Regions from separate parts of the Homo sapiens genome. Here region 2 is linked to region 1. A link is an interaction called in ENCODE POLR2A ChIA-PET data of the cell type or tissue named here. Cell type or tissue: GM12878. All regions are shown on one strand. Each heading gives the region's core, and the rest is flanking DNA. Links, peaks and the distances in the headings are about the cores only. Region 1 has its middle 460 kb from the start of SMARCA2. Region 2 has its middle 370 kb from the start of SMARCA2.

Region 1 (2,917 bases), core at 269-2,768:
GCCCCCATACTGGAGATATGTACTTTATCTGTAACTAATAAAACATTCATTCAGAATAAAGAATTTTTACAAATCAGTAAGAAAAATATGGACAACACAGTAGAAAAACATAGGAAAAGAACTGAACAGGCTCTTTGCCAAAGATACCAAATAGCCAATAAACATAGAGAAAGATGTTGAGCTTCGTTAGTCATCAGGGAGATAAAAATTAAATATACATCTGAATGGTTAAACCTAAAAAGACTAACAAAACCAAGTGTTGGCAAAGGTTTTGAGAAATTATAATTTTCATATGCTATTTAAGGAGATTTAAATACATTCTTTGGCAGCTAGTTTTATCTACTAAAGTTGAACATATGCATACTATTTGGCCTAGCCATTCCAGTTCTGGGTAGATATACAACAAAAATATGTTTGCATGTGCACCAAAATTTGTTGAATCTTCCTTGCAGCATTATTTGTAATAGCAGAAAAACAAACAACACAAATGGTCCATCAATACTTTTCATACAATCTTTTTATCTTTTGATAAAATCATGCAACTAATACTATATAGTAATGGGAATGGATTAGCTACACTAAAAATATGAGTAAAACTCACAAACATAAATACTGGGCAAAAGAAACCAGACACAAAAGTCATACTATGTGATTCTATTTATATAATGTCCCCAAACAGGCAAAATCCATCAATAGTCATAGACACCAGGAATGTGGTTACCTTTGTGGAAGAATGGAATGACTGGGAAGGGTTAAAAAGGAGACCACTAAGGTGACCCAACTTTTTGATACTGTAGTGTTGAAATGGATGTGTTCACTTGGTGAAACTTTGGCTGCACACAGCATTTTTCACTTTTCTGCCTATAAATTATACTTGAATAAAAACTTTTTAAATGATAACGAAAAAGTCTAATTCTAGGCCTTTTGCAGACAAGCTCCAAGAATAGCAGGAAAAAACAAAATCTAATGACTCTCAGCATAATGATGACCATTTGCTAATGGAGAAAATATTCTCTCTCTGGTGTGGGTTTAGATCAAGGCACCCAAAGTGAAATGACTGCAAAGAGCATGGCCTTCAAATACAGGAGTGACAGCACCAGATGTGAGGCAGTAGGGATTAAATGGGTGGCACTGTTTCCAAACTAAACGCAAAACTCAGTAACTTCACCTTTAAAAACACCATGCACATAACTAAAAGACCTGTGGGTACACAGTTTAGGATCACTGGGGCTATTCTGTCTGCAAGGAAAAACAAAAACAGTTGTCTTCACACATTTCTTTAATAGGTCAACTAGTAAAGGAAACAGTAGGTTTGTCTGCAACCCTTAATTGATGGCTATTGAAACTTGAACTGGAGAAGCCACATTGAACTTTGTAGGGCTAGAGCCCATTTCTCCTACTCCTGCCTGTAAAGCCAGGGTGGCACTGACCATCGATGTCCACTCTGCTGACAACCAGGGAGCTACTCGACATTGCAGGATTTGGAAAACTCCTAGCAGTGGAAACTCTTCCTGTGTGAACAAATGTGTTTTCTCTTTGGATATCAATCTTGCCTCTCATGGGTCTGTACCTTGATGATTAGCAAGTACTTTACCCTATCCTAATTTGCATGTGGTGAGGAACATTATGTTTTTCTTAGCTCTAATATGTTTGGTATATAGAAAAAAGCACCAAGTCAGAATTACTGAGTTAACGTCCTGGCTGTGACACTTACCAGCTGTGTGCCTTGGACAACTCACTAAATCTTTCTCCATCTGTAAAATGAGGAAGAATAATTCCCATCCTAACACATAAGGCATTGATTTCAGTCTACAGACTTGAGTTTGTAAGAGCTATCACTTAATTTTCTTTAAGTCCATGAGTACCCCAGCAAGAACTACATGGCCCACTCTAATGTATTTATTTATTTGAAGGGATTTCATGAAAAGGCTATTTACAGATGTGGCAGAGTTAAGGAAACAAAGGAGAGCTACACAGGGCTTAGCAAGAGCAACAGTCTATGACCTCTCCTAAGCCTCTCTGGGCAGAGGGCAGAAGAAATGTTACGAGGGTCAGTGGGAGAGCTAGAGCCCTAAAAGCAGGGATGATAACCAGGAGCTGTGATCCCAGGAACACAGCCACTACCAGAAAAATGGCCAAGAGAAAGGGAACTAGGACAGTAAATGCCTGAAGTCCTGCTCCTCCCACCCTCCTATATTTATCTGCCAGTGTCTCTCATTAGCTGAATCCATTCTCTTACCCTCCTGCATCTGCCAGTGTCTTCTACTGGCTGAATCCAAGTATAAGTCAGAGGTCAAGAGAAAATGGGAGTAAATACCATAGGGTTTGGCCTTCTAGGCATACAGCAGAAAAGATAAGAGCATAGAGGATCTAGGGGTGGGACAAGCAGAAAATAACCAGCAACTAACTTATTTCTGCCCCCACACTGTTTCACACGTTGTCAGTTTTTGTCATTATTTCCTACCTTTCCTTACTTAACCCTCAGGAGCTGGGCCAAGTTCCTGGCATCTTCCTCCATGCCAAAAGATTGAGGAACTGGGGAGGCTCACTTGTCATTAATTTACCTGAGTAGCTTCTGAGTGCCTCTTAACTCACCTTGAATGGTCCCTTTGGGTCTGGTGGTCCAAGTAACTTCTCCATGGCATGGCTCAGAACCTTTGAGTTGACTGCAATTCCCTGTGGCCTGCATTTGGCCTCCACAGGTGGCCATAGAACTATTCCCACTGGAAGTCATCCCACCTCCCCAGGATACATCCAATGAATGGGTGTCCTGCCAACATCTGGAACTGTTAACCTTTGTCTACTTCCCAGTCTCTGGAAATTCAATCTACCTATCAGTCAATCAACAACCAAGTAGAGGCACTTCTCCCTCTCTCTTACCACCCCGCCTTCCAGCTTTATCGTATTCTACAGTAAG
Region 2 (2,917 bases), core at 111-2,610, 90 kb before region 1:
AGACGTCAAAATAAAATTACAGAATACCAAAGACAAAACTGAAAACTTTAAGAGCAGCCAGAGATTAAAAAAAAAAAAACACAAAAAAACAACGATTAAAGTAGAACTATAATTAGACCAACAACAGGCTGCCTTAGATTTTTATTGCTGCTGTGACAAATTATCACAAATTTAGTGACTTAAAAAACATACAGTTATTCTCTTATGGTCTTGGAGGTCAGAAGTTCAAAATGAATCTTATGGGGCCAAAATCAAGATGTCAGCGAGCTGGTTCCTTTCAGAGATTCCAGGGGAAAACCTGTTCCTTGCGCCTCTCAGCTTCTAAAGGCTGCCAGCACTCCACAGCTCCATTACACCAATCTCTATTATCATATTTCCTACTACCGACTTTAATCCTAGTACCTATCTCTTATCATGACTCTTGTGTTTATTTCGTGTATGCAAATAATCCAGAAGAATCTCCACATCTCAAGATCCTTAACTTAATCACATCTGTAAAGTCCCTTTTACCATGTAAAGTAACATATTCACAGATTCCAGGGATGAGAATGAGGACCTTTTGGGAAGTCCATTATTCCGCTTACCATAGCAACCTCAGAAAGCCAAAGACGGTCACACGATATGTTAAAAATACTGATACCTGGAATTCTATACCTAGTGAAACCACTTTTTTTTGGAAGATAAATATTTTCTCTTATTTATTTATTATACTTTAAGTTCTAAGGTACATATGCACAATGTGCAGGTTTGTTTGAGAGGCCGGGCGCGGTGGCTAATGCCTGTAATCCCAGCATTTTGGGAGGCCGAGGCGGGCAGATCACGAGGTCAGGAAATTGAGACCACCCTGGCTAACACGGTGAAACCTCGTATCTGCTAAAAATACAAAAAAAATTAGCCGGGTGTGGTGGCGGGCGCCTGTAGTCCCAGCTATTGGGGAGGCTGAGGCAGGAGAATGCCGTGAACCCGGGAGGCTGAGCTTGCAGTGACATGAGATCGCGCCACTGCACTCCAGCCTGGGCGACAGAGCGAGACTCCGTCTCAACAACAACAACAACAAAAAAAAAAAAAAAAAAAAAAAAGAAAAGAAAAGAGATAAAATAAACATATTTCAGAGCAATTAAAATAGAGAGCACTAAGAAATTAAATTAGTTTTCTAATTCACCAAAGGAACTCCTAAAGGATAAACCTCAGAAAAAAAGAAATAATCCCAGAAAAAAAAGTGTGAATACAGAAGTAATGATAAGCAAAGGAATCACTAATGCATGGGAAGATTTAAACAAACACTAGCTGAAAAAAATAATAAATCACAGGAAAAATTAGAAAGTATCCCCAGACAAATAAAAACGAAAAAAATATCAAAACTTACAAAATGCAGCAAAAGCAGTGCCAAGAGGGAAATTTACAGCTGCAAACCTTTGCATTAAAAAAGAAGAAAGATATCAAATCAATAACCTAACCTTACACTTTAAAAAACTGGAAAACGAAAACAATCTGAAACCAAAGTTAGCAGAAGGAAAGAAATAATAAATATTAGAACAGAGATAAACAAAATAGAGAAAAATAGTAGAGAAAATTTTAAAAACCAAGATTTGCTTCTTCAAAAAGATCAATAAAATTGATAAGTCTTTAGCTAGATTGACTAAGAAAAAAAGAGGAAAGACTTAACTAAAATCAGAAACAAAATGGGGCACATGATGGGAAATTTTATGAAAAATAAAAGAATTCTAAGAGAAAATTATGAACAACTGTACACCAACAACTAGAAGAAGTGGATAAATTCCTAGAAGTACACATCCTACCAAGACTAAATCATGAAGAAATGGAAAATCTGAATAACAAAAACTTCTCAACAAAGAAAAGCCCAGGGTTCAATGGCTTTACTGATGAATTTTACTAAACATTCAAAGAAGAATTGATGCCAATCCTCCTCAAACTTTTCTAAAAAACTGAAGAGGAGGGAACACTTCCAAACGCATTCTATGAGGTAAGCATTATACTGATACCAAAGCCAGACAAAGACAATGCAAGAAAAGAAAACTAAGGACCAATGTCCCCGATGGAATACTGATGCAAAAATAACAACTTACCAGCAAACTGAATTCAACAGTACATTAAAAGGCTTACACACCATGACAAAGTGAAATTTCTTTCTGCAATACAAGGATGTTGTTTTTACCACTTCTGATCAATGCAGTACTAGGTCTTAGCTAGAACAATTAGACCAAAAAAAAGAAATAAAAGGCATACAAAGTGGAAAGAGTGAAAGTATCTCCATTTGCAGATGGCATTATTTTATATATAAAAAACCCTAAGATTATACACACATACACATACCCTGTTAGAATTAACAATAAACTAATTAAGCAAAGTTTCAAGAAAAAAAATCAACACAAAATGTTTAGTTGCATTTCTATATACTCACAATGAATCATCCAAAAAGAAAATCGAGAGAACAAATCCATTTACAATAGCATCGAAAACAATAAAATAGTTAGAAATGAACTTAACCAAGGAGAAGAAAAACCCATACACTGAGAACTACAAAATGTTGCTGAAATAAAGAAGGTACAAATAAATGGATAGACATTCCATGTACATGGATTGGAATAATTAATATTGTTAAAAACTCAATACCACCCCAAACAGCCTATAGGTTCAGTGAAATCTCTCTCAAAATCCAAAGGATGTTTTTTCAGCAACAAAAAATCCATCTCAACATTCATATGGAAAGCCGTAAGGGACCCCAAATAGCCAAAATATTGAAAGAGAACGAAGTTGGAGGTCTCACACTTTCTGATTCCAAAACTACCAAGCTACAGCCATCAAAATAGCACAGTACTGAAATAAACCCAGGCATCTAGACAAATGGAATAGAACACAGAGCCCAGAAATAAACCCTCACATACATGGTCAAATG

Evidence for each region. Peaks named below come from ENCODE experiments on the same cell type or tissue, not always from the same donor. Only the 100,000 strongest peaks of a DNase experiment are listed, where the experiment ranks them.
Region 2: POLR2A ChIA-PET joins it to region 1 with 7 read pairs; 2 of 35 experiments call an interaction of 5 or more read pairs at or near these places.

The regions. Positions count from the first base shown.
Region 1 is chr9:1,553,019-1,555,935 of GRCh38, reverse strand. No RefSeq gene overlaps it. Among named protein-coding and RNA genes, the nearest start is that of SMARCA2, 460 kb to the left of the region's middle. In GM12878, for the core only: no CTCF peak of the experiment used is centred there; a DNase peak (open chromatin) is centred at 1,545.
Region 2 is chr9:1,643,242-1,646,158 of GRCh38, reverse strand. No RefSeq gene overlaps it. Among named protein-coding and RNA genes, the nearest start is that of SMARCA2, 370 kb to the left of the region's middle. In GM12878, for the core only: no CTCF peak of the experiment used is centred there; no DNase peak of the experiment used is centred there.